Linked DNA regions of Homo sapiens: region 2 is linked to region 1. A link is an interaction called in ENCODE POLR2A ChIA-PET data of the cell type or tissue named here. Cell type or tissue: PC-9. All regions are shown on one strand. Each heading gives the region's core, and the rest is flanking DNA. Links, peaks and the distances in the headings are about the cores only.

Region 1 (16,133 bases), core at 11,134-16,133:
ATAGGAAGCAGAAGTTAGAAAAGGAAAGCCTGACTAAGTGTCTCACTTCTAGACTTCTTTGTTATATCTCTTAGCTGATATCTTTTTCCCACAGCAAAATTGGCATTTAAAAAGGGATAGTGAGGCCTGGCATGGTGGCTCACACCTGTAATCCCAGAGCTTTGGAAGGCTGAGGCAGGTGGACCGCTTAAGGTCAGGAGTTCGAGAACAGCCTGGCCAACATACCTTTTCTCTACTAAAAACACAAAAATTATCCGGGCATGATGGTATGCACCTGTAATCCCAGTTACTCAGGAGGCTGAGGCAGGAGAATCGCTTAAACCCAGGAGGAGGAAGTTTCAGTGAGCCAAGATTGGGCCACTGCACTCAGCCTGGGCAACAGAGCAATACTCCATCTCAAATAAATAAATAAATAAATAAATAAATAAATAAATAAATAAAACTAAAAAGGTAGGCCGGGAACGGTGGCTCACGTCTGTGATCCCAGCACTTTGTGACGCCCAGGTGGGAGGATCACCTGAGGTCAGGAGTTTGAAACCAGCCTGGCCATCATGGCAAAACCCCATCTCTACTAAAAATACAAAAATTGGCCGGGTGCAGCGGTGGGTGCCTGTAATCCCAGCTACTCGGGAGGCTGAGGCAGGAGAATCACTTGAACCCGGGAGGCGGAGGTGGCAATGAACCAAGATCGTGCCATTGCACTCCAGCCTTGGCAACAGAGCGAGACTCTCTCAAAAACTAAATAAAAAAATAAAAAGGTATAATGATCAAGTTAAAAAGTTTAAACCATACAATTTATAAAGTAAAAAAGTAAAAGAAAGAATAAGAAAGACAAAAAACAAACAGAAGTAAAAGATTCCCCTTCAGCCTTTCCTTTCCCCGCCTCAGGTACATGCCTGGGTGATTTTTTTTCTTTTTCTTTTTTTTTTTTTGAGATGGAGTCTCGCTCTGTTGCCCAGGCTGGAGTGCAGTTGCCCGATCTCGGCTCACTGCAACCTCCGCCTCCCGGGTTCAAGCGATTCTCCTGCCTCGGCCTCCCAACTAGCTGGGATTACCAGCATGCACCAACATGTCCATCTAATTTTTTGCGTTTTTAGTAGAGACAGGGTTTCACCATGTTGGCCAGGCTGGTCTTGAAGCCTGACCTCAGGTAATCTGCCCACTTCAGCCTCCCAAAGTGCTGGGATTACAGGCTTGAGCCACTGCACCCGGCCAGATTTTTGTATTTTTATTGTAGAGATGCAGTTTTGCCATGTTGCCCAGGCTGGTCTCAAACTCATGAGCTCAAGCAATCTGCCTGCCTCTGCCTGCCCACCTCTGCCACCACACTCAGCCAAAATTTTTACCTTGCAAAGTAAAATTGGGAAAATTAAGAGATAGCACATTCCCAAGCCAGAGTATTTGGGAAAAAAAAAAAAAAAGACACATCACAGTGTGACTTTTCTCTTTCCAGAAAGAATGGGCTTTGTGATTCTTTTAAAGCAGTTTTAAAAGTTTAAATAATATTGGTTTTGAATATATAAAACTATAAGGAACAAGAAAAAAAACATATGTATGTGTATATGTGTGTGTGTGTGTACATGTGTATGTACTATCACCCCAAAATTAAATTACTGTTAACATCTCAGTGTATTATCAATCTTTTTTTTTTAAGAACAGAGATAATTCAAACCAGATGTGGTGGCTCACGCCTGTAATGCCAGGACTTTGGGAGGCTGAGGAGGGCAGATTACTTGAGGTCAGGAGTTCAAGAGCAGCCTGACCAACATAGTGAAACCTCGTTGCTACTAAAAATACAAAAAATTAACTGGGCGTGGTGACGCACACCTGTAATCCCAGCTACTTGGGAGGCTGAGGCATGAGAATCACTTGAACCCCGGAGGCGGAGGTTGCAATGAGCCGAGATCTTGCCACTGCACTCCAGCCTGGGTGAGGGAGCAAGACTCTGTATCAAAAAAAAAAAAAAAAAAAAAAAAGGACAGAGATAATTCTATATGTTACATTTGCATCCTATATTTTTCACTTAAGCATTGTTCCATGCAATCAGAAAGTCTTCACCAGCATTTTGAAATGATGATTATTATATAAATATTAGAGTCAGGGTCTCACTGCATTGCCAAGGCTGGTCTCAAACTCCTAGCCTCAAGTGATCCTTCAGCTTTGGTCCCTCAAAGTGCTGGGATTACAGGCATTGAGCCACACCACCCGGCCTTCACCATCATTTTTAATAAGTGCTTAGGCCAGGCGCGGTGGCTCACGCCTGTAATCCCAGCACTTTGGGAGGCAGAGGCGGGTGGATCATGAGGTCAGGAGTTCGAGACCAGCCTGGCCAAGATGGTGAAACCCTGTCTCTACTAAAAATACAAAAATCAGCCAGGAATGGTGGCGGGCGCCTATAATCCCAGCTACTCAGGAGGCTGAGGCAGCAGAATTGCTTGAACCCAGGAGGCAGAGGTGGGTGGATTACCTGAGGTCAGGTAATCCTGGGCAACATGGTGAAACCCTGTCTCTACTAAAAATACAAAAAATTAGCTGGACGTGGTGGCAGGTGCCTGCCTGCCACCCTCTGCTGCAATCCCAGCTACTAGGGAGGCTGAGGCAGGAGAATCCCTTGAACCTGGGAGGTGGAGGTAGCAGTGAGCTAAGATCACGCCACTGCACTCTAGCCTGGGTGACAGAGCAAGGCTCTGTCTCAAAAAAATAAATAAATTTTTTAAAAAGTGTGTAATATTTCCTCATGGCTATACTAATAATTAAACCTGCTCATGGACACTTAGGCTATTTCCAATTTTTGTCTATTATAAACAATACTGTAATGAACAAGCCAGGTATGCTGACTCATGCCTATAATCCCATCGGCTCAGGAGGCTGGAGGACCGCTTGGGCCCAGGAGTTTGAGGATGTAGTGAGCCATAATTGCACCACTGCACTCCAGCCTTTGCAGTAGAGCGAGACCCTGACTCTAAAAAAAAAAAAAAAAAAAAAATGCTATAAGGAACATATTTATGCAGAAACCATTTCAGGTAATTTTAAATTAAATTCCTTGGGACACTGGGGACTCCTTGAACAACCAGCAGGCATACCATAAACAGTAATTCAAAGACAAATTGTTTGGCAGACCTTTGTTTCAAAGAGTTTTTGCAGGCTGGGCGCAGTGGCTCATGCCCGTAATCCTTTGGGAGGCCACTTTGGGACACCAAAGCAGGTGGATCCCTTGAGGTCAGGAGTTCAAAACTAGCCTTGACAACATGATGAAACCCTGTTTCAACTGAAAATACAAAAAATTATCCAGGCATGGCGGCAGGTGCCTATAATCCCAGCTACTCGGGAGGCTGAGGCAGGAGAATCGCTTCTCCTGGAGGAGGCAGAGGTTGCAGTGAGCCAAGATCGCACCACTGCACTCCAGCCTGGGCAACAGAGCAACACTCTATCTCAAAAAACAAAAACAAAACAAAAAAAAAAAACAACAGAGTTTTTGCAGTACTCCTTTAAGACTTTTCTGGTATATAGAAATGATTAATTTTCCAGAATTCTATATATGTACAGCTTTGAAGATAAGAAGGGTTGCCTGTAGTAAAACGTAATAATCATCATATTCATAACTCTCATGTATTGGGTACTTTTTTTTCCTTCATGCTTTATGTATATTATCTCATTTAATTCATACCTCAGCTCTTAAAAGTAGGTATTGTCTTTTTTTTTTTTTTTTGAGATGAAGTCACGCTCTGTTGCCCAGGCTGGAGTGCAATGACACAATCTTGGCTCACTGCAACCTCCACCTCCCGGGTTCAAGCAATTCTCCTGCCTCAGCCTCCCGAGTAGCTTGGACTGCAGGCACATGCCACCACGCCTGGCTAATTTTTAAAATATTCTTAGTAGAGATGGGGTTTTACTGTGTTAGTCAGGATGGTCTCGATCTCCTGACCTCGTGATCCGCCCATCTTGGCCTCCCAAAGTGCTGGGATTACAGTCATAAGCCACTGCGCCCGGCCAGTATTGTCTGTATCCTTATTTTACAGCCATAGAAACTGCAGCTTAGAGAAGTAATTGGTGAAAGGCCACATAGTTATATAGTGAGATAACCTGGTTTCAGCTCCAAATCCCATATTCTAACCATTATCCTATACTGCCACATCAGGAGTCCCTGCTAACTTTTATTTAAGACTAGTCTGTTTTTTTCCCCAACCCCTTCAGCAAATCAATTAAGTCTAGCAGGATGCAGTGGTGTGTGCCTATAGTCCCAGCTACTTGGGAGGCTGAGGTGGGAGGACCACTTGAGCCTAGGAGTTCCAGTCCAGCCTGGACAACATAGCAAGACCCCATCTCTAAAAATAATAATAAGACTGGGTGTGGTGGCTGACACCTGCAATCCCAGCACTTTGGGAGGCTGAGGTGGGTGGATCACTTGAGCCCAGGAGTTCAAGACCAGCCTGGGCAACATGGTCAATCCCTATCTCTACTAAAAATACAAAAATTAGCCAGGCATGATGGTGTGCACCTATAATCCCAGCTATTTGAAAGGCTGAGGCAGGAGAATTGCTTGAACCTGCGAGGCAGAGGTTGCAGTGAGAGCCAAGATCGTGCCATTGCACTCCAGCCTAGGCAACAAGAGCACAACTCCATCTCAAAAAAAAAAAAATGGCTGGATGCAGTGGCTCATGCCTGTAATCCCAGCACTTTGGGAGGCCCAGGGGGGTGGATCTCTTATGGTCAGGAGTTTGAGACTAGCCTAGCCAACATGGCAAAACCTCAGCTTTACTACAAATATGAAAAAATTTAGGATGGGCGCAGTGGCTCATGCCTATAATCCCAACACTTTGGGAGGCTGAGACAGGTGGATCATTTTAGGTCAAGAGTTTGAGACCAGGTTGGCCAACATGGTGAAACCCCGTCTCTACTAAAAATACAAAAATTAAGGGCCAGGAGTGGTGGCTAACGCCTGTAATCCCAGCACTTTGGGAGGCCGAGGCGGGCAGATCACGAGGTCAGGAGATCGAGACCATCCTGGCTAACACGGTGAAACCCCGTATCTACTAAAAAACATACAAAAAATTAGCCGGGCTTGGTGGTAGGCACCTGTAATCCCAGCTACTTGGGAGGCTGAGGCAGTTGACTCACTTGAACCTGGGAGGCGGAGGTTGCAGTGAGCTGAGATTGCACCATTACACTCCAGCCTGGGTGACAGAGGAAGACTCTGTTTCAAAAAAAAAAAAGAAAAAGAAAAAGAAAAAAAAAAAATTTAGCTGGGCGTGGTGGTGCACACTTGTAATCCCAGCTACTCAGGAGGCTGAGGCAGGAGAATCGCTTGAACCTGGAAGGCAGAGGTTGCAGCAAGCCAAGATCGCACCACTGCACTCCAGCCTGGGTAAGAGAGTAAGACTTTGTCTCAAAAAAAAAAAAAAAAAATTAGCTGGGTGTGGTTTTGGGTGCCTGTAATCCCACCTACTCAGGAGGCTGAGGCAGGAGAATCACTTGAACCTGGGAGGTGGAGGTTGCAGTGGGCGAAGATCGCACTTGTGCATCCTAGCCTGAGCAACAGAGCAAAACTCTGTCCCCCGACCCCCTGCAAAAAAAAAAAAAAAGTTGAGTGCCACTGACATAGACAAGTAACTTGTCCAAATATTAGTCATTAAGGGATGAAATTGTTATTGAAACATTACTTATAAAATAAATAAATAACAAGGCTGGGCACAGTGGCTCACACCTATATCCTAGCACTTTGGGATGCCGAGGTGGGCAGATTGCCTGAGCTCAGGAGTTTGAGACCAGTCTGGGCAACATGGTGAAACCCCGTCTCTATGAAAATACAAAATATTAGATGGGGCCGGGCACGGTGGCTCACGTCTGTAATCCCAGCACTTTGGGAGGCCAAGGTGGGCGAATCACGAGGTCAAGAGATCAAGACCAGTCTGGCCAACATGGTGATACCGCGTCTCAATTAAAAATAGAAAAATTAGCTGGGGGTGGTGGCATGTGGCTGTAGTCCCAGCTACTCGGGAGGCTGAGGCAGGAGAATTGCTTGAACCGGGGAGGCGGAGGTTACAGTAAGCCGAGATTGTGCCACTGCACTCCAGCCTGGGCGACAGAGCGAGACTCTGTCTGCAAAAAATAATAATAATAAATAGAAGCCAGGCGTGGTGACTCACGCCTGTAATCCCAGCACTTTGGGAGGCCAAGGTGGGCAGATCACCTAAAGTCAGGAGTTCGAGACCAGCCTGACCAACATGGAGAAACCCTGTCTCTACTAAAAATACAAAAATTAGCTGCATGTGGTGTTGCATGCCTGTAATCCCAGCTACTCTGGAGGCTGAGGCAGGAGAATCGCTTGAACCTGGGAGGCAGAGGTTGCAGTAAGCTGAGATCATGCCATTGCACTCCAGCCTGGGCGACAAGACCGAAACTTTGTCTCAAATAATAATAATAATAATGATAATAATAATACATTAAATAAATGAATAACAAGAAGATGACTCTGAAGGGCTGTCACAGAAACAGACTCATTCATTTTGACTTTGTGGCAGTTTTAGTTTGAAGCTAAAGAGGAGATCGTTTTTATTTCATAGCGAGAAATGGCTTCCGGGTGCTGAGTAGAAGGGGCAGGCATGTTTGGTAGTGGGCTCTCCAGCCCTAGAAGCATGCACGCAGAGCCTCTGTAGGACTTTTTTTTTTCTTTTTTTTAAGACAGAGTCTTGCTCTGTCGCCCAGGCTGGAATGCAATGGCGCAATCTCGGCTCACTTCAACCTCCACCTCTCGGGTTCAAGCAATTCTCCTGCCTCAGCCTCCCAAGTAGCTGGGATTACTAGGCACCTGCCACCACACCTGGCTAATTTTTTTTTTTTTGTATTTTTAGTAGAGACAGTGTTTCACCATGTTGGCCAGGCTGGCCTCGAACTCCTGACCTCAGGTGATCCACCTGTCTCGGCCTCCCAAAGTGCTGGGATTACAACTGTGAGCCACCGCAGCAGCCTATAGGATGTAAAAGGAGGGATGCCTGGATTGGCTGGGGGAGTTGGAGTGAATGACCCCAGGGTTGCTTCCTGCATGGGACAGCTCCGCTTGCTAGGAGGTGCTACAGAGGCTTGGGCCTGTTTCTCGTGTTCTTTTTTAATAGTTTTGCCATTTGATGTTATTGAATTTACTTTTCTAGACACTCTGACCTGGTCACAGCCAGAGACACTTGGAAATCCTCCATCTCCCCGGCATGGTCATGTGATGGTGGCAGCAGGGACAAAGCTCTTCATCCACGGAGGCTTGGCGGGGGACAGATTCTATGATGACCTCCACTGCATTGATATAAGTAAGCAGGGCATGGGGGCTTGTCTGTTTAAAATTGTTATTTTTATTTATTTATTTATTTTTAGACAGGATCTCTGTCTGTCACTCAGGCTGGAGTGCGGTGGCATGATCTCAGTAGCCTCAGCCTCCAGGACTCAAGTAATCCTCCTACCTCATCCTCCGCAGTAGCTGGAGCTACAGGTGTGTGCCACCATGCTTGGCTAATATAAAATTTTATTTTGGTAGAGATGGGGTCTCACCATGTTGCCCAGGCTGATCTCAAACTTCTGTGCTCAAGTGATTTTTTAGTGTGCTTTGAAAGAATATGGCCTTGCTTGGCCAGGTGCAATGGCTCATGCCTGTAATCTTAGCACCTTGGGAGGCTGAGGCAGGCATATCACCTGAGATCAGGAGTTTGAGACCAGCCTGGCCAACATGGTGAAACCCCGTGTCTACTAAAAATACAAAAATTAGCCTATTGTCATGGCACATGTGCCTGTAATCCCAGCTACGTTGGTGCCTGAGTCAGGAGAATCGCTTGAACCCAGGAGGTGGAGGTTGTGGTGAGCTAAGATTACGCCACTGCACTCCAGCCTGGGCCACAGAGCAAGACTCCATCTCCAAAAAAAAGAAAAAAAAAAAAAAGCCGGGCTTGGTGACTCACACCTGTAATCCCAGCACTTTGGGAGGCTGAGGCTGGGGGATCATGAGGTAAGGAGGTCGAGACCAGCCTGGCCAACATAGTGAAACCCCATCTCTACTAAAAATAAAAAAAATTAGCCAAGTGTGGTGGCACTCGCCTCTAGTCCTAGCTACTTGGGAGGCTGAGGCAGGAGAATTGCTTGAACCCGGGAGGCAGAGGTTGCAGTGAGCCGAGACCACACCATTGCACTCCAGCCTGGGTGACAGAGTGAGACTCCATCTCAGAAAAAAGAGCTGGGCACAGTGGCTCATGCCTGTAATCCCAGCACTTTGGGAGGCCAAGGCAGGTGGATCATCTGAGGTCAGGAGTTCGAGACCAGCCTGGCCAACATGGTGAAACCCCATCTCTACTAAAAATATAAAAATTAGCCAGGCGTGGTGGTGCATGCCTGTAATCCCAGCTACTCGGGAGGCTGAGGCAGGAGAATTGCTTGAGCCCAGGAGGCAGAGGTTGCAGTGATCCAAGATCATGCCACTGCACTTCATCCTGGGCGACACAGCAAGACTCCGTCTCCAAAAAAAAAAGAAAAAAAGAAAAAAAAAATCAGCCAGGCTTGGTGACAGGCACCTGTAGTCCTGGCTACGTGGGAGGCTGAGGCAGGAGAATCGCTGGAACCTGGGAGGTGGAGGTTGCCGTGAGCTGATTGCACCCCTGCACTCCAGCCTAGACGACAGAGTGAGACTCCGTCTCAAAGAAAAGAAAAAAGAAAAAGAAAATATAGCCTTGCTCTTATGTGTAGGTAACTTGACCAGCTGGCAGAATCTTCATCAGATTCTGTTACCTCTGGACAGAATACTAATAATAAAAAATCATAGCACTAAATAATCTCCTGAGTGCTTACTATGGACCCAGCCATTTATTGTCTCTTAACCTTCCAACAGTGCTCTCCTTTCATTACAACCCATTATGCTTTGTGTTGGCCTACTGGATTTCTTTCTGGTGTTAGCCATTAACCCATGAAGGATCTGGATAATGTGGATGTAGATGACTAGAGTTTCATGCTTTTCATGTTAAATGGTTGAAAACAGTGGGAAGAGGAAGGTTAGAGAGAACATGAGAAATATCCTTTAAGTATCTGAAGGGCTGATATGCTGTGGAGAGACCCTGGACTCATTCTGGGCAATTCCTTCAAGCTGTGAGGTCCATTATGGTAGGGAACTTGTCTATTTTGTTCTCCAGTACATTTCTAGCACTTAGCACAGTGTCTGGCAGATAGTGGGTGACAGGTACTTTCTTTTTTTTGAGATAGTGTCTCACTTGGTTGCCCAGGCTGGAATGCACTGATGCGATCTTAGCTCATGGCAGCCTCTGCCTCTCAGGTCAAGTGATTCTCCTGCCTCAGCCTCCCGGGTAGCTGGGACAACAGGCACGTGCTACAACACCCAGATAATTTTTTTATTTTCTGTAGAGATGAGGTTTCACCATGTTGCCCAGGCTGGTCTCCAACTCCAGGACTCAAGGGATCCACCCGCCTTGGCCTCTCAAAGTGCTGGGATTATAGGCGTGAACCACTGCTCCCGGCTCATACCTGTTATTGAGTGGAGGGATGAAGAAATGAACATGTTCTGCATTGCTCCAGACTACAAGAACTGGAACAATGGGCAGAAGGCATGGGAAGTCCTGTGTAGTGTATCGGGCTGACTTCCCAAGCCCTGAATTATCTGGCTCCATGACAGCTGAGGCCAGGGGACACTGGCTTTGTATTCTTGCATTGGCTAGAATTTTGGCCACACCGGGTGATTCTCCCTTCTTACTCTGAGATGCTGGGCCCCTGCCTTGCATTGACAGATGGAAACTATTTTTTTTTTTTTTTGAGATGGAGTCTCGCTCTGTTGCCCAGGCTGGAGTGCAGTGGTGCAATCTTGGCTCACTGCAAGCTCTGCCTCCCGGGTTCATGCCATTCTCCTGCCTCAGCCTCCTGAGTAGTTGGGACTACAGGTGTCCACCACCACGCCCGGCTAATTTTTTGTATTTTTAGTAGAGACAGGGTTTCACCGTGTTAGCCAGGATGGTCTCAATCTCCTGACCTTGTGATCCGCCCACCTCGGCCTCCCAAAGTGCTGGGATTACAGGTGTGAGCCACTGCGCCCGGCCGACAGATGGAAACTATTTACACAAAACCATTCCTTGCGGGCAGTCAGATGGGGTCTTAATGCTTATTTTTAAAAAGAGCCTTTTTCTGGTGTTAGGAACTACTTGTTGACTATTTTTCCTGCCTACCCAAGTAGTTCTCTAAATCTAAAATCCAGTGATAGCTTGCCTTATTTAAATGCTTGTTTTGGCTGGGAGCAGTGGCTCACCCCTGTAATCCCAGCACTTTGGGAGGCCGAGGTGGACGGATCACCTGAGGTCAGGAGTTTGAGACTAGCCTGGCCAACATGGTGAAACCCTGTCTCTACTAAAAATGCAAAAATTAGCCGGGTGTGGCGGCACGTGCCAGCTACTCTGGAGGCTGAGGCAGGAGCATCGCTTGAATCCGGGAGGTGGAGGTTGCAGTGAGCTGAGATCGCGCCACTGCACTCCAGCCTGGGTAACAGAGTGAGACTCTGTCTCAAAAGAAAAAAAAATGCTTGTTTGAAAAGATGCAAGTTTCCCTGCAAAAATAGGTGGGAAGTAGGCGCTAAGGCAGCACATTATCGTGTAGAGATTTTGGAGACACAGGCTTTGGAGCCACACCTAAGTGCAGTCTTGCTGTGCCACTTACAAGCTATAGGGTCTCGGACAAGTCTCTTTCCTTCTCTATTCTTGTTTGCTCATTTGTAAGAAGAAAGGGGAGGCCAGGCACCAGGCCATGGCTCCCGCCTGTAATCCCAGCACTCTGGGAGGCCGAGGTGGGTGGATCACGAGGTCAGGAGTTCAAGACCAGCCTGGCCAAGATGGTGAAACACCGTCTCTACTAAAAATACAAAAAATTAGCCAGACCCGGTGGCAGGTGCCTGTAATCCCAGCTACTCGGGAGGCTGAGGCAGAGAATTGCTTGAACCTGGGAGTCAAGATCAAGCCACTGCACTCCAGGCTGGGCAACAGAGCGGAAAAAAAAAGAATAAGAAAGGGGATAGGCAGAAGTAATAGAAATTTCATAGGGCTGTTATGAAAATTAAGTGAGCAAAATTTGTTGTTTAGCCAGCACTTACAAAATCGCTAAGGAACTGTATTTTTTTTTTTTTTTTTTTTTTGAGACGGAGCTTCGCTCTTGTTGCCCAGGCTGGAGTGCAATGGTGTGATCTCAGCTCAGCGCAACCTCCGCCTCCCAGGTTCAAGCGATTCTCATGCCTCAGCCTCCTGAGTAGCTGGGATTACAGGCATGCACCACCATGCCTGGCTAATTTTGTATTTTTAGTAGAGACGGGGTTTCTCCATGTTGGTCAGGCTGGTCTCGAACTCCCGACCTCAGGTGATCCGCCCGCCTCGGCCTCCCAAAGTGCTGGGATTACAGGCGTGAGCCACCGTGCCCGGCCCAGGAACTGTATTTAAAGTACACACACACACACACACACACACACACAGAGACAGAGAGAGAGAGAGAGAGAAACTGAGCTAATTCGAGGCAGTTAATAGTGAATGGTTGAAGGTGACTGTTATTATAAAGGTTGTATCACATTTCTGTGTGATCCAAAGACTGCCTACATCAGAATCGCCTGAGATTCTGGGAATCACTGAGCCCCTCCCTGCCTTCCTCCCTGGACTACCCAATCATAATGTCAGAGTTCCCCAAATAATTCTTATGTGCACTAAACCTCTCAGAGCTCTTGGTGAATGACTTTCAGTGATTGGTGTGCAAACTACAGTAGATAGATAAGTTTGAAAGCACATCTTAGCCCATGCTGCGCCAAAGCTCTTTCTTTCTCTTGGCAGGTGACATGAAATGGCAGAAGCTAAATCCCACTGGGGCTGCTCCAGCAGGCTGTGCTGCCCACTCAGCTGTGGCCATGGGAAAACATGTGTACATCTTTGGTGGAATGACTCCTGCAGGAGCACTGGACACAATGTACCAGTATCACACAGGTGAGCAGGTGTCCATGGGGGATCTTTAAACAAATCTAAACATTCTTTGAAACGTGATGCGGTGGCTCACGCCTGTAATCCCAGCACTTTGGGAGGCCGAGGCAGGCAGATCACGAGGTCAGGAGATCGAGACCATCCTGACCAACATGGTGAAACCCCATCTCTACTAAAATACAAAAAATTAGCCAGGCGTGGTGGCGGGCGCCTGTAGTCCCAGCTACTCGGGAGGCTGAGGCAGGGGAATTGCTTGAACCCAGGAGGCAGAGAGGTTGCAGTGAGCTGAGATCACACCACTGCACTCCAGCCTGGTGACAGAGCGAGACTCTGTCTCAAAAAAAAAAAAAAAAGAAAGAAAGAAAAAAGTGATGCAGTGCTTCCAATTTGGTTCCTCTATATCTAAATCCAAAAGAATGAAAACTCTGTAGGGGATGACATCAGGAAAGCAGCAATGCTGCCATAAGGTTTTTTTCCTTTTACTCCTGTTTGTTAGGACTCGGCTGCTACAGTAAATCACTGAGCATTTCTAGAAATTTCATTACTTTTTAAATTTTATTCAGATTTTGGCTTTCACTATCTGGAAATTGTTTTTTTTTTTTTTTTTTTTTTTGTCTGAGATGGAGTCTCACTCTGTCGCCCAGGCTGTAGTGCGGTGACGTGATCTTGGCTCACTGCAAGTTCCACCTCCTGGGTTCACGCCATTCTCCTGCCTCAGCCTCCCGAGTAGCTGGGACTACAGGTGCCCGCCACCATGCCCAGCTAATTTTTTTTTTGTATTTTTGGTAGAGACGGGGTTTCACCGTGTTAGCCAGGATGGTCTCCATCTCCTGACCTCGTGATCCACCCGCTTCGGCCTCCCAAAGTGCTGGGATTACAGGCGTGAGCCACCGTGCCCGGCCTATCTGGAAATTTCTTAACATGAAGCCTTTTCCCTCCCCAACATAGAAGAGCAGCATTGGACCTTGCTTAAATTTGATACTCTTCTACCCCCTGGACGATTGGACCATTCCATGTGTATCATTCCATGGCCAGTGACGTGTGCTTCTGAGAAAGAAGATTCCAACTCTCTCACTCTGAACCATGAAGCTGAGAAAGAGGATTCAGCTGACAAAGTAATGAGCCACAGTGGTGACTCACATGAGGAAAGCCAGACTGCTACACTGCTCTGTTTGGTGTTTGGTGGGATGAATACAGAAGGGGAAATCTATGACGATTGTATTGTGACTGTAGTGGACTAATAAAACCCACATTTTTATTACCTGTCAGTTACTTTCAGAATAGTTAAGTAAAACATTAGCTGTTTTATACCTCCAAAATATCTTCTGCATTATATATCTGTTTTTCTCCTACTTTGGTAGGTGAAGAAACTAATGCAAATAATTCTTATGTGCACTAAACCTTGCTATATTGCCTCTCAGAGCTCTTGGGAATGACTTTCAGTGACTGGTTTGCAAACTGTGGTAGATAGATAAGTTTTGCCCAATGCAAAAACCTCCACTGCATTAACATAAAAGGCTTTGGGCCAGGCTTGGTGGCTCACGCCTGTAATCCCAACACTTTGGGAGGCTGAGGAGGTGGATCACCTGAGGTCGGGAGTTCAAAACCAGCCTTACTACCATGAAGAAACTCCGTCTCTACTAAAAACACAAAATTAGCCGGGTGTGCTGGCCCATGCCTGTAATCCCAGATACTCAGGAGGCTGAGACAGGAGAATCGCTTGAACCCGGGAGGCGGAGGTTGCGGTGAGCTGAGATCACACCATTGCACTCCAGCCTGGGTGACAAGAACGAAACTCTGTCTCAAAAAAAAAAAAAATATATATATATATACATATATACACACATATATATGTATACATATATAGTATATTTATATGTATACATATATATGTATACATATTTATATATACATGTATTTATATATGTATACATAAACACATATATATGTATACATATATATATATATAAAAGGTTTTGCCAACAATACAAACCTAGGTAGGTGTGATTTGTGTATTAAATGCTAATCACAAAGTTGCAATATGGTTAGGGTTAAAAAAGAAGTTGCAGAATTATAATTGGTAAACAACAAACTATAGACATCAGACACATAGTTGAAGTCTATCTTTTTAATATTCAGTAACAGCTCCTCAGAAAGAGTTACAGACTAGGTGGTCCACGGTAGTGAGAGCCTTTGAGGTAAGGGAAGACTAGCCCTAGTTGCTAACTACCATTTAACCCTATTGCCCCAGGGTACACAGCACTGTAGGTCATCTTTAATGGCTGTATTGGGCTTGGCCTGAGACCAGTATTCTGCTCAGGGTCTGCCCAAATGCTTTTCGGGCAGTGCAGCTGAGGCCTAGGTCTAATTAAGAGTTTGGTGTTGGGATCCAGTTCTACTAGCCCTAGAGAATTAACCTTTCAGCCAGTTGCCCATCTATAAAATACCTATCCTTGGGCAGTATTGGATTCTTTTTTTTTTTTTTGAGGTGGAGTCTCACTCTTGTCGCCAGGCTGGAGTGCCGGGCTGGAGTACAGTGGTGTGATCTCGGCTCACTGCAACCTCTGCCTCCCGGGTTCGAGTGATTCTCCTGCCTCAGCCTTCAGCTTGCACTACCACGCCCAGCTAATTTTTGTATTTTCAGTAGAGATGGAGTTTCACCATGTTGGCAAAGATGGTCTCTATCTCTTGACCTTGTGATCCACCCGCCTTGGCCTCCCAAAGTGCTAGGATTACAATATTGGATTTTATGTTAGCACCAGCCTGTCCTTTATTGATCATACCATTTACCTGGACTCTTTTCTTCAGGAACACAATCTAAGTAATCCTAAACCAGTTTTGACACAAACCATTGCCTTTAACAACCCATTCATAGTGAGGGGATTTAGTGTAGTTTCAATGTCACCATCCAAGATCCCACCCCAGTACCACTAATGAGAAATTTCAGGGATGGAGATTCTGACACAGCTAGGGTTCACAATATACCTTTACATCCTAAAGTTACAAATGAAATCCAAGTGTATAAAGTTAATACCAGTGATCACTCACTCCCCATCATTTCTCAGAGAATCCAAGCAGCTATAAAAGCATCATTAGTAATAATTTTAAAAAAAGCCACCAGAAAGGCAGTTTTAGAAAGATAAGGGGAAATAGGAAACCAAGTATGTTCAAGAAAACCCCACTCTTGGGCACTGTGAAATGCCCCTTGCCTGAGTAAAGATGTGGATTAACTTCTCTCCCCTTTTCTTAGATTAATGCAAAAGCCGAGCATGGTGGTAACAAGCCTGTGGTCTCAATTAGCTGGGAGACTGAGGTGGAAGGATCACTTGGGCCCAGGAGGGTTAAAAAAAAAAAAAAAAATCCCTGGAAGCATTAAATAGAAGTGTTTCCTTATCCCAACATACCAAATACTCCCTCCCCTCACCCCACACACGAGTATCTAGTCTTAAATTTCCTAAAATAAGTAATTGATCTAATTAGAAGCTTCTCACAAACATTAGACCAGTGTAAATAACAAACATTTATTGGTGTCACTTATGGTAGAAAAAACTTCCTACACCAGATGCACATGACCCAGTTGTTAAATAGAACATTTTGAAGGTGAACACACACCCTAACCCAGGTTTTTTACCCGCTTTTTAAGATGGCCAATTCTTCTTCTCCCCCCCACCCAAAGACATGTGAGCAACTGCTAATGAAAAGCAGTAAACAGCCGCTTAGGCTATAGCAGTTTCAACTCCACTCTGAGGTGAAGATTCCAATTACATTCGAGACTTAAGTTCTTTCAATTTTTTCCTAACAAAAGTTCCTGAGTCCAGTATTTACAATATTACAGCACTAGCAGATCAGTGTCTACAACTCATCTTTTTCTGCTGTATCCTCTTCACCAGTTGGGGGAGGGCCTGCACTTCCATAGAGTTTGCTGATAATTGGTTGAACAATTTCTTCCAGTTCCTTCTTCTTAGCTTTGAAGTCTTCAATGTCAGCATCTTGGTGGCTTTCCAGCCATTCAATCTTTTCTTCTACAGCTTTTTCCATGGTCTCCTTATCTTCAGAGGAAAGTTTACCTCCCAGCTTTTCTTTATCTCCAATCTGATTCTTTAGAGAATAGGCATAGCTTTCCAACTCATTTCTAGTATCAATGCGCTCCTTGAG
Region 2 (16,133 bases), core at 7,069-12,068, 89 kb after region 1:
AGAGAAGGGGTTCCACCGTGTTAGCCAGGATGGTCTCGATCTCCTGACCTCGTGATCCACCTGCCTCGGCCTTCCAAAGTGTTGGGATTACAGGCGTGAGCCACCGTGCCCAGCCATTTTTTTCTTTTTTTTTGACATGGAGTGTCACTCTGTTGCACAGCTGGAGTGCAATGGTGCGATCTTTGCTCACCACAGCCTCTGCCTCCTGGGTTCAAGCAATTCTCCTGCCTCAGCCTCCTGAGTTGCTGGTCTTACAGGCATGTGCCACCACACCCGGCTAACTTTGTATTTTTAGTAGAGACGGGGTTTTGCCATGTTGGCCAGACTGGTCTCGAACTTCTGACCTCCAGTGATCCACCCACCTTGGCCTCCCAAAGTGCTGGGATTACAGGTGTGAATCACTGCACCCAGCCAATGAATTTAATGCTTAATTCTTTGTTATCTTCAGTGGTCCCACCATGACACACCATCACATGCTAAGCTCCCTGTGAACAGTTGTGAGGCCCTTCACATTAATACATCTGTGGCACTGAGGTTGGTGAATAGGTCCAAGCATAAGGAATTTTCCAGGCAGTAGCAGAAGAGAGATGAAGCCAGGAGATTGTGGTATGGAAATTAAAGAGACTTTTCCAGTGACTTGTAGGAAATGTTTTGTGTTCATTTTCTTTCTAGTGGTATACTAGTAGTATTCCTGCATTATAGAGCCAAAAATATGTTGAGATGTATTTTGAGATACATGTTGTATTCTTTGGCTGGTCAGGAAAAAATGGAAGAAATAATGGAAAACTAAGAAAATAAATTTTTTTAAGAAATGGAGTTTGAGGCTTGGGAATCATTTTTAATATATTTGTAACAAAAAGCTTGGCTTAAAGGTGAATGAAAAGAAGGTCAGGCCTGGTGGCTCACACCTATAATCCCAGCACTTTGGGAGGCCGAGGTGGGTGGATCCCCCGAGGTCAGGAGTTCGAGACCAGCCTGACCAACATAGTAAAACCCCATCTTTACTAAAAATAAAAATTAGCTGGGTGTGGTGGCGCATGCCTGTAATCCCAGCTACTTGGGAGGCTGAGACAGGAGAATCGCTTGAACCCGGGACGTGGAGGTTGCAGTGAGCTGAGATCGCCCCATTGCACTCCAGCCTGGGCAACAAGAGTGAAACTCTGTCTCAAAACAAAACAAAACAAAACAAAAAACAGAAAAAAGAAACAAAAAGACAAGAAGAAGAAATCTTGACTCCCTAAAGATAGGAGTCTCTTCTCATAGAATTGTGAAATTGTGACCTCCTGAAAAAGTAGCAGCTTCTTTTTTTTTTTTTTTTGAGACGGAGTCTCACTCTGTCACCCAGGCTGGAGTGCAGTGGTGCGATCTCGGCTCACTGCGAGGTCCACCTCCCGGGTTCACGCCATTCTCCTGTCTCAGCCTCCCTAGCAGCTGGGACTACAGGCGCCCGCCACCACGCCCGGCTATTTTTTTGTATTTTTAGTAGAGACAGGGTTTCACCATGTTAGCCAGGATAGTCTCGATCTCCTGACCTCGTGATCCGCCCACCTCGGCCTCCCAAAGTGCTGGGATTACAGGTGTGAGCCATCGTGCCCTGCCAGTAGCAGCTTCTTATATTCAACAGTGATTGCTTGTTATTCAAGAAAATGGGCTAGAAAGAAGAGGCCAGTTTTAGTGATTGATAAAGTGATGGTGGTTGGTAAAGCTGTGTTTGGGACTATGACATGATACCCCATAGGGAAGAAGACCAACAATCTTCGAAACTCCATCCTCCACACACACACACAAATAAGCTGGCAAAAACTGTCAGAATCAACTTATTTGGAACTCTGGAATCTAATAAAAAACTTTTAACAACAAAGGAATGCTTAATGAAGAAAAAGACTGCTGAATTTTGTTAAGAGAGCTCTGTGATCCTACCCTGTTACCATCTTCAACCCCCAGCCCAGTGGCTGCTTTGAAGACAGCTTATATTACTGTGCAGTGTGCTGGTACTTGAGGGAGGAATGTGGACCTTATTCTGAAAGCAGCATGGTTGTGTATTTTGATCTGTCTGGTAGGTCCTGAAAGATCGTCTCAAAGGCTTGGCTTTGTTTTGCCTGCCTCTGATCTTTCCCAGGGCCGAGGCAGCTACACAGGTGGCATTTGTCAAAAGTATTGAAAAGCAGATATATTAGTTGCTTCTGCTTGCATTAAGGGATAACAGTCAGGGCAATCCGCATACAGATCCAAATGCTTATGAAGGAAGAGGCTTGGGAAGGAGACACCAGGGGGCACAAAGGCTTTGAAAAGCTCCCACGTGTTCTGGGGAATCTACCAGGTTGTACACATACCCAGGGCTGGTCATGTGCTCAGGAAAGACCCTAGAAGATCCAAGCTCTCACTGCTGGGTAACCTTCAGGCTGAACCCAAGTAGGAAGTGAAGGCTAAGGTACAGTTGCAAACTGCCTGGCTAAGTGTTGAAGTTCCCCAAAACAGAGCCAATCTTCAAAGACTTGGAAATGTTTTGTTTTGTTATTCCAGGTGTTAAATCTGCCAAATCACGTGCTCACCACTAAGCTAACAGAACAGAAACTTCAGAGGCCACACATGACAGAAAATTTAGAGAGATCATTAAATAGTCACTACAACAAGCAGCAACAACCAACTAGGGGTTAAGGGTATATAATCTGATTTCCAGAATTGCCACTTTGTAACATTTATTTGTTTATTTTTTATTTTAATTTTTTTATTATACTATAAGTTCTGGGATACATGTGCAGAACGTGCAGGTTTGTTACATAGGTATACATGTGCCATAGATCTACATTAGATATTTCTCCTAATGATATCCCTCCCCTAACCCCCTACCCCTGCGACAGGCCCCAGTGTATGATGTTCCCCTCCCTGTGTCCATGTATTCTCATTGTTCAACTCCCACTTATGAGGGAGAACATGCGGTGTTTGGTTTTCTGTTCCTGCATTAGTTTGCTGAGAATGATGGTTTCCAGCTTCATCTGTATCCCTGCAAAGGACATGAACTAATCCTTTTTTATTGCTGCAAACCACTATGGCACATGTATCCCTGCAAAGGACATGAACTAATCCTTTTTTATGGCTGCATAGTATTCCATGGTGTATATGTGCCACGTTTTCATTATCCAGTCTATTGTTGATGGGCATTTGGGTTGGTTCCAAGTCTTTGCTATTGTGAATAGTGCTTCAATAAACGTATGTGTGCATGTGTCTTTATAGTAGAATGATTTATAATCCTTTGGGTATATACACCCAGTAATGGGATTGCTGGGTCAGATGGTATTTCTGGTTCTAGATCCTTGAGGAATTGCCACACTGTCTTCCATAACAGTTGAACTAATTTACACTCCCACCAACAGTGTGAAAGTGTTCCTGTTTCTCCACATTCTCTCCAGCATCTGTTGTTTCCTGACTTTTTAATGATCACTTTATAATATTTAAAATGTCTGCTTTTCAGCAAAACTTATGAGGCATATAAAGAAACAAAAATATGGCCCTTTCACAGGAAAAAAGTTAATAGAAAATGTCCTTGATGGGCCAGGCGCAGTGGTTCATGGCCGTAATCCCAGCACTTTGGGAGGCGAAGGTGGGCTGTTCATGAGGTCAGGAGTTCGAGACCAGCCTGACCAACATGGTGAAACCCCGTCTCGACTAAAAATACAAAAATTAGCCAGGCGTGGTGGTGTGCACCTGTAATATCAGCTACTCAGGAGGCTGAGGCAGGAGAATCGCTTGAACCTGGGAGGCGGAGGTTGCAGTGAGCCAAGATTGCGCCATTGCACTCTAGCCTGGGCAATACAGCGAGACTCTGTCTCAAAAAAAAAAAAAGAAAACGTCCTTGATGGCCGGGCGGTGGCTCACGCCTGTAATCCCAGCACTCTGGGAGGCTGAGGTGGGTGGATCACCTGAAGTTGGGAGTTTGAGACCAGCCTGAGCAACATGGAGAAACCCTGTCTCTACTAAAAATACAAAATTAGCCAGGCCTGGTGGCACATGCCTGTAATCCCAGTTACTCGGGAGGCTGAGGTAGGAGAATCGCTTGAACTTGGGATGTAGAGGTTATGGTGAGCTGAGATTGTGCTGTTGTACTCCAGCCAGGGCAACAAGAGCGAAACTCTGTCTCAAAAAAAAAAAAAAAAAGAAAAGAAAGAAAAGAAAGAAAATGGCCTTGATGAAGCACAGACATTGGACTTACTCAAGACTTTAAATCAATTTTTTTTTTAATATACTTAAAGAGCTATGGAAACCACGGACAAAGAACTAAAGAAAACCAAGAGAACAAGGTCTCACCAAATAGAAGATATCAATAAAGGGGTAGAAATTACAGAAGGAACCATATAGAAATTCTGGAGTTGAAAAGTATAATAACTGGAATGAAAAATACACTAGAGGGGTTCAACAGCAGATTTGTACAGGCAGAAAAATCAGTGAACTTGAAGATGGATCAATTGAGATTATCTAGTCTCAGGAGCAGAAAGATTACAAAAGACAAAGACATTATATGTTGATAAATAGTCATTAAGAAGATACACCCAGCACTTTGGGAGGCCGCTCTCACTGCAGCCTCCGCCTCCCCTGTTCAAGTGATTCTCCTGCCTCAGCTTCCCTAGTAGCTGGGACCACAGGCATATGCCACTATGCCCAGCTAATTTTTGTATTTTTAGTAGAGACAGGGTTTCACTTTATGTTGGCCAGGTTGCTCTCAAACTCCTGACCTCAGGTGATCTGCCCACCTCAGCCTCCCAAAGTGTTGGGATTAGAGGCGTGAGCCACTGTGGCCAGCTAAAGTTTTTTTAGCACTCAGATTCTGTGGTTTTAGTTTAATCCAGAGTTTGCAGATGCTCTGATTTAGAAGCATGAAATTAGATTTTCGTATTTTATACTCCAGTGTGTATTTTGTATTTTATACTCCAGTGTGACTGACTTTGTACAGTGGCTTTCTGTATGGCGTCTCAAAATTGCTTGCCTTTGGATATGATTTGGAAAAAATATCTTCATTGTGTTATATAATCCCTTTTCTGTTAATTCACGTGAATCTCCAGACCTTGAAATGATTTTTCTCCTGATGTTTTAGTTTCACATCACTCACTATGGTGAATAGTTTAAGTTATCTAATTTAAAATATTTATGTTGGCCAGTTATGGTGGCTCATGCCTGTAATCCCAGTATTTTGGGAGGCTGAGGTGAGAGGATTGCTTGAAACCAGAAGTTCAAGACCAGCCTGGGCAACATAGTAAGACCTTGTCTCTACAAAAATAAAAAAATTTCCAGGGATGGTGGCTCACACCTGTAATCCCAGCGCTTTGGGAGGCTGAGGCAGAAGGATCCTTGGGTCCAGGACTTCAAGACCAGCCTGGGCAACTTGGCGAGACCCTGTCTTAATAATAAATAGGCCAGGCGCAGTGGCTCACACCTGTAATCCCAGAACTTTGGGAGGCCGAAGCAGGCAGATCACTTGAGGTCAGGAGTTTGAGACCAGCCTGGCCAACATGGTGAAACCCCATCTTTACTAAAAATACAAAAATTAGCCGGGTGTGGTGGCACATGCCTGTAATCCCAGCTACTTGGGAGGCTGAGACAGGAGAATCGCTTGAAACTGGGAGGTGGAGGTGGCAGTGAGTCAAGATCATGCCATTGCACTCCAGCCTAGGTGAAAGATTGAGACTCTGTCTCAAAAATATAATAATAATAATAATAATACGAAGAACTAAAATGAAAAAAATTAGCTGGGCTTGGTGGTGTGTACCTGTAGTCCCAGCTACTCAGGAGGCTAAAACAGGAGGATTGCCTGTGCCTAGGGGTTCAAGGCTGTGGTGAGCCATCATTGCACCACTGCACTCCAGCCTGGGCGACAGAATGAGTTCCATCTTAAAAAAATTTTTTTTAATAAAAATTTTATGTGTATTTAATTTTTTTTTTTGAGATGGAATCTCCCTCTGTCACCCAGGCTGGAGTGCAGTGGTGCAATCACAGCTCACTGCAACCTCCACTTCCCAGGTTCAAGTGATTCTCCAGCCTCCTGAGCAGCTGGGATTACAGGTGTGTGCCACGACGCCTGGCCTATGTCTATTAATTTCAAGCAAATAGGGAAAAAAAAACTTTTTTTTTTTTTTTTTTGAGATGCAGTCTTGCTCTGTCACCCAGGCTGGAGTGCAGTGGTGCAATCTCAGCTCATTGCAACCTCCACCTCCCGGGTTCAAGCGATTCTCCTGTCTCAGCCTCCCAAGTAGCTGGAATTACAGGCGTACACCACCACACCTGGTTGATTTTGTATTTTTAGTAGAGATGGGATTTTGCCACGTTGCCCAGGTTGAACTCCTGACCTCAGGTGATCCACCGGCCTTGACCTCCCAGAGTGCTGGGGTTACAGGCATGAGCCGCCACCGCTCCCAGCCAAAAAACCTGTATTTAAAGGCATCATGTGTAAATGTATAAAACCATTTCAAAACCTTTAATTTACTCAGAGCCAAAACAGCAACCAAGAATTTTTTTTTTCTTTCTGTTTAAAAATCATTTATCTTTTAGCTGACAAAATTGTATCTATTTATGGTATACATGTTTTGATATACATTGTGGAATGGCTGAATCAAGCTAAATAACCTGTATCGCCTCACATATTTTTCATTTTTTGTGGTAAGTTTTTTTCTTTGTAAGTGAGGGTACTATTCTTCCTTCATATTTCAGCAACAGCCAAGGGAGCCAAGGCCTCTGAGTTCAAGTCCAAGGTGTACCTAAAACATGCTATGTGACTTTCAACAAAGCACTTAATTCTTCATTAAGGTGGAGATATACACACAAAGCTGAGTTGTGAGGCTTGTAGGGAGTAGTGAGATGTAGTTATGTTATTTGGAAGTCATCTGGCAAATGGAAAGCATATAAAAAGGCCATCAGTCTAAGCTGGAGATGTCTGTGAAGTCATACTTTAGTTTCTGGTGTGGACTTTTGTGGCCCTGTATGTATGTTGTGATCAAGTGGACGTTCAGACTAGATGGATTAAATCTTGATGCCTACAAAATAACATGATTACACGTTTTCTTCTAGTTGAATTTATTTACTTTTATTTACTTTAAATTTTATTTAAATTTTGCAAATTTAGTATGTTTAAAAATTTTATTTATTGATTTTTTATTTTTATTTTTTTGAGATGGAGTCTCACTGTATCGCCCAGGCTAGAGTGCAGTGGCGCGATCTCGGCTCACTGCAAGCTCCGCCTCCCAGGTTCACGCCATTCTTCTGCCTCAGCCTCCCGAGTAGCTGGGACTACAGGCACCCACCACCAAGCCCGGCTAATTTTTTTTGTAGTTTAGTAGAGATGGGGTTTCACCATGTTAGCCAGCATGGTCTCGATCTCCTGACCTCGTGATCTGCCTGCCCTGGCCTCCCAAAGTGCTGAGATTACAGGCGTGATCCTCTGCGCCCAGCCTTGTTGATTTACTTTCTTTAAATTTTGCAAATTTAATACGTGACATGACAACTGTTTTATGTGCATCTTTTTACTTAATTCTCAACAATTACATGGCATACATACTGTTACTGTCACCATTTTATAGATGAAGAAACTGAGGCTTAGAGAATTTCAATAACTTGCCTATCCAAGGTTACATAGTTGACACATGACAGAATTAGAAGGACCAGCGTGCTGACACCAAAGACTTCTGATTTGTATAATTCTCACCACTACTCATCTGGTAGTCTGGTTGCCTGTTCTATCTGTAACACTCGTAGGGTAATGGAAAGGCATGGCTTCAGCTGCTTTAATTTATATACTTTTATTCCACAGGTATTTAAAAGCTTGACAGACCTTCTAAATAGGTTTGTAGTTAAAAATTGATAATTTAAGATTAAGGAGTTAAATATGCATTTGCTGTGGTTTGTTTCCTTATCAGTAATCTTTCCATTGATAAACCAAAATTGACATTTTATTTTTTAGGTCCTAAACATGCAGCTTTCGGATGGAGGACAAGGAGATGTCCCTGTTGATGAAAACAAACTCCATGGTAAACCTGATAAAACCTTGCGCTTTTCCCTCTGCAGTGATAATCTGGAAGGAATATCTGAAGGTGAAGGGTTACTTCATTCAAGGAGTTGTGTGGTTCAATTAATAGTTTGTTTTGTGTTTTTTAAAGGAGCTTATAAATTATAATTATACCATCTGTGCTTCTCACTGAGGAGACTAATGAAGATTTCCTCTAATGAGCCTGAACAGTTGGCTGTAAAGATTGTTTCCTGAATAAAATTAAAATTGCAAGATGCCTTTGGTCATATAAAATGGAGAAGATATGTCTTTATTCAGACTTAAATAGAATAACAGCAAGTTCTGTTTCTGCAGTATTAATATATACCAAAGCTTATAGAGCTCCTTTAGAAGGATATCATGCATGTCGAAACGGGAAAAAATGGACTTACTAGTATTTCAATATGTTGCACATACTCTTAAATGTTCTGTATTCCTTTACTCACACTCACACATACCTTTATGAAGCAGAAGACAATGGAAATAGGTATTAAAAAGAAAATTCAAAGCCAAGATTGTGAAATGAGAATATGTCATTTTGCCTACTAGTACCAATTTTTTTTTTTTGAGACAGAGTCTCGTTCGTTGCCCAGGCTGGAGTGCAGTGTCGCAATCTCGGCTCACTGCAAGCTCCGCCTCCCGGGTTCACGCCATTCTCCTGCCTCAGCCTCCTGCATAGTTGGGACTACAGGCACCCGCCACCACGCCTGGCTAATTTTTTGTATTTTTAGTAGAGACGGGGTTTCACCGTGTTAGCCAGGATGGTCTCGATCTCCTGACCTCGTGATCCGCCCACCTCAGCCTCCCAAAGTGCTGGGATTACAGGCGTGAGCCACCGCGCCTGGCCCCGGGTTTTTTTTTATTTAAAGACAATAGTTCAAATTTACTGACATTTAAAAAGAAACCTAAAATATAATAACTTCATATTTTAATCTGACTTTTCCAAAAAAATGACATGTAATGTATGTTCATTCTACAAAACAGAGAAATAGAATCACCTATAATCTCAAAATTTTGTTGATAGCAGTTGACGTTTTAGATTATTCACAGCAAAATTAGGTTTATCCTGTTTTGTAACCTTTTGTAATTTAATAATATGGCATTAACATTTCCCTTTGTAATTTAACATTCTTAAATAACATGGTTTTTATGGCTGTTTTCCTTAACCTCACATGGCATATCATAATTTTTTTCAACTTTCTTCTGTGATTAAATCTATAGATTTCTTCCACTTTTTGGACATAATAACTTCTGGGCTGGGCGAAGTGGCTCATGCCTCTAATCCCAGCACTTTGGGATGCCGAGGTGGGTGGATTCACTGAGCTCAGGAGTTTGAGACCAGCCTGGGCAACACGGTGAAACCCCATCTCTACTAAAATACAACAAATTAGCTGGGTGTGGCAGCGTGTGCCTGTAGTCCCAGCTACTCGGGAGACTGAGGCAGGAGAATTGCTTGAACCAGGGAGGCGGAGGTTGCAGTGAGCCAAGATGGTGCCACTGCATTCCAGCTTGGACGATAGAGCGAGACTCTCTCTAAAAAAAAAAAAAAAAAAGAAGAAAAAGCTCTATAACAAGCAACTTTAGATTAATTATTATTATTATTTTTTGAGATGGAGTCTCACTTTTGTTGCCCAGGCTGGAGTGCAATGATGCGATCTCAGCTCACTGCAACCTTTGCCTCCCGGGTTCAAGCAATTCCCCTGCCTCAGCCTCCTAAGTAGCTGAGATTACAGGCATGTGCCATCAGGCCGGCTAATTTTTATATTTTTTGTTTTGTTTTGTTGTGTTGTGTTTTGTTTTGTTTTTTGAGATGGAGTCTCGCTCTGTCGCCCAGGCTGGAGTGCAGTGGCGCGATCTCGGCCCACTGCAAGCTCTGCCTCCCGGGTTCACGCCATTCTCCTGCCTCAGCCTCCTGAGTAGCTGGTACTACAGGTGCCCGCCACCACGCCTGGCTAAATTTTTATATTTTTAGTAGAGGCTGGGTTTCACCATGTTAGCCAGGATGGTCTCGATCTCCTGACCTCATGATCCACCCACCTCAGCCTCCCAAAGTACTGGGATTACAGGCATGAGGCATTGCACCCAGCAGATTAATTTGTTATTAGCACCTTAGGATAAATTCCTAGAAGCAGAATTTCTCAAAGGGCATGTGTTTTTTTAAGGTATAAAAAGTATTAAAAACACTTTAATCAGTTGTTAGTCTTTTATCAAGGCATGAAAAATTGTGTGGTGGCTCATGACTGTTTTAAAAAGATTGCTCACACTATAAACATTTCTCTAGGTCCTTCAAATCGCTCCAATTCAGTGTCCTCCCTAGACCTAGAAGGAGAGTCTGTGTCAGAACTTGGAGCAGGACCTTCTGGCAGTAATGGAGTTGAAGCTCTACAGCTGTTAGAACATGAGCAAGGTAAAGTGAAGTTGAACACAGTTGCCTAAGTAGCAAAGAATTTACCTGATTGCAAGATGAGCAGTGTGTTTTCATTAAGTTGGCTTGGTTCAGTAAGAGATTAAATCACCATTAAACTTAACATTTATTCATCATTCCTTCAGTTCTTCAAAATCTATTTAGTTGGTAAGTGGATTGTTTAGGCTTAATAAATTAATATAAATTACTTGAAATTCAGTAATATTTGATATTTTAATTATGTAATATTTTAGGGATACAATGTAAATACTCAAGGCTCAAGGAACTTAGAATAGGGAAAGAATAGTACACAATTGATTTAAAGTATCATGAAAGTATTTGGCAGTTCTGAGTGAGAGATACATATGGTTGAAAGTATAGGGAAAGCTGCTGGGCCCGGTGGCTCACACCTGTAATCCCAGCACTTTGGGTGGCTGAGGCGGGTGGATCACCTGAGGTCGGGAGTTCAAGACCAGCCTGACCAACATGGAGAAAGCCCGTCTCTACTGAAAATACAAAATTAGCCAGGGTGGTGGCACATGCCTGTAATCCCAGCTACTCGGGAGGCTGAGGCAGGAGAATCGCTTGAACCCAGGAGGCGGAGGTTGCGGTGAGCCAAGATCGTGGCATTGCACAACAGGCTGGGCAAAAAGAGTAAAACTCCGTCTCAAAAAAAAGAAAGTATAGGGAAAGTTTATTGGAAGAAAATATTAGCCTTGAGGGCTGGCTGGCATTGCCTTGGCAGAAGTTGGAGATAGGTCATTCTAGGTGAAGGACAAGCATAAGCAAGTCAAAGAGGTGGGAAGCCATAGTACTTTTTCAGGTATCAGTTAGGGAAATGGAGTGAGGTAAGGATTAAAAAGTAGGTGGATCCCTGTTGTGGAAAGAAGGATATCAGTATTTTAGTAGTAAGCTGGAAGCCACTGAAGGCTTTTGGTTCAGTGAAGATGAGGAAGTGAGGTGCCTTAGGAAGATTAAGTTGAAAGAGTTTTTTGGATTTGTTCATTTAAGATGATGCCCTTGGCCAGGTACAGTGGCTCGTGCCTGTAATCCCAGCACTTTGGGAGGCTGAGGCAGGTAGATCATTTGAGGTCAGGAATTTGAGACCAGTCTGGCCAACATAGTGAAACCCCATCTCTACTAAAAATACAAAAATTAGCCAGGTGAGGTGGTGAGCACCTGTAATCCCAGCTACTCAGAAGGCTGAGGCACGAGAATCGCTTGAACCTGGGAGGCAGGGGTTGCAGTGAGCTGAGATCGCACCACTGCACTCTAGCCTGGGCGACAGAGTGAGACTCTGATTGAAAAAAAAAAAGATGGGCCGGGTGCGGTGGCTCATACCTGTAATCCCTAGCACTTTGGGAGGCCAAGACAGGCGGATCATGAGGTCAGGAGATCAAGACCATCCTGGCTGACACGGTGAAACCCTGTCTCTACTAAAAATACAAAAAATTAGCTGGGCATGGTGGCAGGCGCTTGTAGTCCCAGCTACTCGGGAGGCTGAGGCAGGAGAATGGCCTGAACCCGGGAGGCAGAGCTTAGTGAGCAGAGATCACACCACTGCACTCCAGCCTGGGCGACAGAGCGAGACTCCATCTCAAAAAAAAAAAAAAAAAAAAGATGATGCCCTCAACTAGGTTTGACACAGTGATTTTAGCATGCATAAGAATTACCTGGTTAGCTTTTTAAAAATTCCATTTCCCAAGTCTTACTTCTAAAAAAGAAGTCAGTTTTTAGAAAGAAAAAGAGTATTGTCATTGGAGTGTGTGTGGCTTGAAAAAAGTAATGCTGTATTTTACTGGATTTGTTTATCAGTGTATTAATTAGGATTAAGTTTGTTGCAAGCAGCAGAGAAAACTCAAGTAATAAAGTAGTACCTCCTTATCCATGGTTTCACCTTCCATGGCTTCAGTTACCCATGGGCAAACTTGGTGCAAAAATATTAAATGGAAAATTTCAGAAATAATTCATAAGCTTTAAATTCTGTGCCATTCTGAATAATGTGATGAAATCTCACACAGTCTCACTCTATCACATCCAGGACATGAATCATTCCTTAGTTCAGTGTATCCACATATACACTACCTGCCTATTAGTCACTGCTTATCAGATGAAAACAGCATGGAATATATAGGATTTGGTACGATCCGAAGCTTCAGTTATCCACTGGAGGCCATTGCATAAGTGGAGGAGGAACTTTCATATGAGCTTATGAAAGAAGTTGAACAAATGTCACCTCTTTAGCAAACTTCCTGGGAGATTCTGAGATAGGTGGTTGGCATATGCAAAATGCTAGATTAAGAAGTGAATTGATAGGCCAGGCACAGTGGCTCACGCCTGTAATCCCAGCACTTTGGGAGGCCGAGGCGGGCGGATCACCTGAGATTGGGAGTTCGAGACCAGCCTGACCAACATGGAGATAAAATTCTTTAAAGTTGATTAAAAAGTCATAGCTGTGCTACTATTTTAAAAGTGCTTAATTTTGTTTTTGATAGCTACAACACAGGATAACCTTGATGATAAGCTAAGGAAGTTTGAAATTCGTGACATGATGGGATTAACAGATGATAGGGACATATCAGAAACAGTGAGTGAGACCTGGAGTACAGACGTCTTGGGAAGTGACTTTGACCCTAATATTGATGAAGATCGCTTGCAAGAAATTGCAGGTAACTGCCATTTAATGTCTCTGAAATATCACGGTTTAGTTATTCAAATCCACCAACCTTTCATGGGAGGGAGCACCAGTGCCCTGACAAACATTGTGTGTGTTAGCACCATCTGGGAAACTGTTATAACTGTATGGAACAAGGCATTTGGGTACTTTTTTCTTTACTTAAATATAACTAGTGTTTTTCCTTTCTACATTTAATCCCACCCCTTACCCATCCTCCTCCCAGCTGCCCAAAAAAAAAAAAGAAAGAAAGAAAAACCAGTGTTTTGAATTAGCTTCTGGTCAAGTGTTGTTTGCAGGGCATAGTATAAGTTCTTAGTCTGTCTCTAATTAGTATATTCTCTGTTTGAAGCCAAACACCTAACCTTAAGATGAAAATTCTTATAGATTATAGCCATAAAATCTTTCACAACAATATGATACTGCTGTTCTCTAAAAAAATGAATTCACTTCTGGAAGAGTTAATTCAGTTCCTAAGGGTAACCAGGTTTTTCTTTTTCTTCTTCTTACATTTTTATTTATTTTCAAATAGAGACAGGATTTCGCTTTGTTGCTCAGGCTGGTCTTGAACTAATGAGCTCAAGTGATCCTCCTGCCTTCTTTTTTTTTAATGTGAAGTTTATTCAGGTGCTATGTATATACACTAAAATTCGCTCCTTTTTGGATACTGTTTTATGAGTTCTGAAAGATATATAGTCTTGTAACCCTCATCTTCATTTTGTTTTTAAATCATGGAAAATTTATTGATATGTTTATTTTTCTTCAACTTTTATTTTAGGTTCAGGGGGTACATGTGCAGATTTGTTACATGGGAAATTGTTAGAGCAAATTGTATGTTGCTGGGGTTTGGTGTACAGATGATTTTGCCACCCAGGTAGTGAGCATAGTAACCAATAGGTTTTTTTTTGTTTTTGTTTTTTTAATTTAAGATAGAGTCTTACTCTGTCGCCCAGGCTGGAGTTGCAGTGGTGCGATCTCAGCTCACTGCAACCTCTGCCTCCCTGGTTTAAGTGATTCTCCTGCCTCAGCCTCCCGAGTAGCTGGGACTGCAGGTGCCCACCACCACACCCAGATAATTTTTGTATTTTTAGTAGAGACGGGGTTTCACCATATTGGCCAGGCTGGTCTCGAACTCCTGACCTCAAGTGATCCATCCGCCTCGGCCTCCCAAAGTGCTGGGATTACAGTCATGAGCCATTGCTCCCGGCCTAAATCATGGAACATTTTAAACAAATACAAGAGATGGTGGTATCATGAACCCAGTGTACCCATCACTCAGTTTCAGGAGTTAGACCCACATGGCCAGCTTTCTTTCATCTGTTCTCCTATCCACTACCCTCTTCTCTCCCCTCATTATGTTTAGGCAAGTTCCAGACATTATTTTATTTCTAATTATTTTATGATATAGCTTTAAAAGGTAACTTTTATTAGTAACTTTTTTTCTAATTTTTTTTCATGCCCTGAAGTAGAATTATTCTTTTATTAGGTTTAATCCAAAGTAGTGAAGCCTTTTGAACTTCAGTGTTTTTAACACAGACGTATAATAATGTTTAATACTTTCGATTTGTATTTTTAAGTAGTGCAAATAGATTTCTTTTTTTTTTTTTTTTTAAATTTATTTTTTTATTGATAATTCTTGGGTGTTTCTCACAGAGGGGGATTTGGCAGGGTCATGGGACAATAGTGGAGGGAAGGTCAGCAGATAAACAAGTGAACAAAGGTCTCTGGTTTTCCTAGGCAGAGGACCCTGCGGCCTTCCGCAGTGTTTGTGTCCCTGATTACTTGAGATTAGGGAGTGGTGATGACTCTTAAGGAGCATGCTGCCTTCAAGCATCTGTTTAACAAAGCACATCTTGCACTGCCCTTAATCCATTTAACCCTGAGTGGACACAGCACATGTTTCAGAGAGCACAGGGTTGGGGGTAAGGTCACAGATCAACAGGATCCCAAGGCAGAAGAATTTTTCTTAGTGCAGAACAAAATGAAAAGTCTCCCATGTCTACTTCTTTCTACACAGACAGGGCAACCATCCGATTTCTCAATCTTTTCCCCACCTTTCCCGCCTTTCTATTCCACAAAGCCGCCATTGTCATCCTGGCCCGTTCTCAATGAGCTGTTGGGCACACCTCCCAGACGGGGTGGTGGCCGGGCAGAGGGGCTCCTCACTTCCCAGTAGGGGCGGCCGGGCAGAGGCGCCCCTCACCTCCCGGACGAGGCGGCTGGCCGGGCAGGGGGCTGACCCCCCCCCCACCTCCCTCCCGGACGGGGCGGCTGGCCGGGCAGGGGGGCTCACCTCGGGAGGCCGAGGCTGGCGGATCACTCGCGGTTAGGGGCTGGAGACCGCCCGGCCAACACAGTGAAACCCCGTCTCCACCAAAACCAGTCAGGCGTGGCGGCGCGTGCCTGCAGTCGCAGGCACTCGGCAGGCTGAGGCAGGAGAATCAGGCAGGGAGGTTGCAGTGAGCCAAGATGGCAGCAGTACAGTCCAGCTTCGGCTCCGCATGAGAGGGAGACCGTGGGGAGAGGGAGAGGGAGAGGGAGAGGTGTAAATAGATTTCTTAATTGGTTTTACATTACTTTGTTCCAGATGCCAAAGTGGTATTGTTCTTGGCAGTTAGCTGTATTTGCGCAATAAGCTGTATTTGCAGTTGAGTGAGTGCTATGAAGATGTGTATTTTCCTGTGAATGTATCTTATTGCCCTGAATAGTGACTAATATGCTGGAAGAAAAAATATTTGGCCAGCATAACATTCTGTGGTTAAACTCTCAGTGTTTTTAATCTTTGTAGGGCTATAAATTTTAGAACGATATTAAGGACCCCTGTAAAATTTGCTGAGAAATCAAAGCTAAAGCTGTTGAAATTACTTGACTTAATGATGTGTGTTTTCTCTATGGAGAGTCAAAGGTGAACTGGAGGAAACTGGTGAAAAGGGTATTGTGCCATTGTGACCAAAGTAGGAACTTGTGTTTTTAGTGGTGTGCTTGATTGAAGTTATTCTTACTTTGGCCTCTTTCTTGTAGGTAGA

Evidence for each region. Peaks named below come from ENCODE experiments on the same cell type or tissue, not always from the same donor. Only the 100,000 strongest peaks of a DNase experiment are listed, where the experiment ranks them.
Region 2: POLR2A ChIA-PET joins it to region 1 with 16 read pairs; 20 of 35 experiments call an interaction of 5 or more read pairs at or near these places.

What each region holds. Positions count from the first base shown.
Region 1 is chr9:125,220,762-125,236,894 of GRCh38, forward strand. RABEPK (Rab9 effector protein with kelch motifs) reads left to right here. Exons shown (of 8, transcript NM_005833.4): 6 at 7,149-7,298; 7 at 11,835-11,984; 8 at 12,927-13,400. The coding sequence ends at 13,219. HSPA5 (heat shock protein family A (Hsp70) member 5) reads right to left here. Exons shown (of 8, transcript NM_005347.5): 8 at 14,092-16,133. The coding sequence ends at 15,831. Among named protein-coding and RNA genes, the nearest start is that of HSPA5, 13 kb to the right of the region's middle. In PC-9, for the core only: no CTCF peak of the experiment used is centred there; DNase peaks (open chromatin) are centred at 13,130 and 14,200; H3K4me3 peaks cover 1,017 bases; H3K27ac peaks cover 2,225 bases.
Region 2 is chr9:125,313,488-125,329,620 of GRCh38, forward strand. It overlaps GAPVD1 (GTPase activating protein and VPS9 domains 1), which reads left to right. Exons shown (of 28, transcript NM_001282680.3): 10 at 7,946-8,075; 11 at 10,311-10,436; 12 at 12,929-13,102. Among named protein-coding and RNA genes, the nearest start is that of GAPVD1, 60 kb to the left of the region's middle. In PC-9, for the core only: no CTCF peak of the experiment used is centred there; no DNase peak of the experiment used is centred there; H3K27ac peaks cover 714 bases.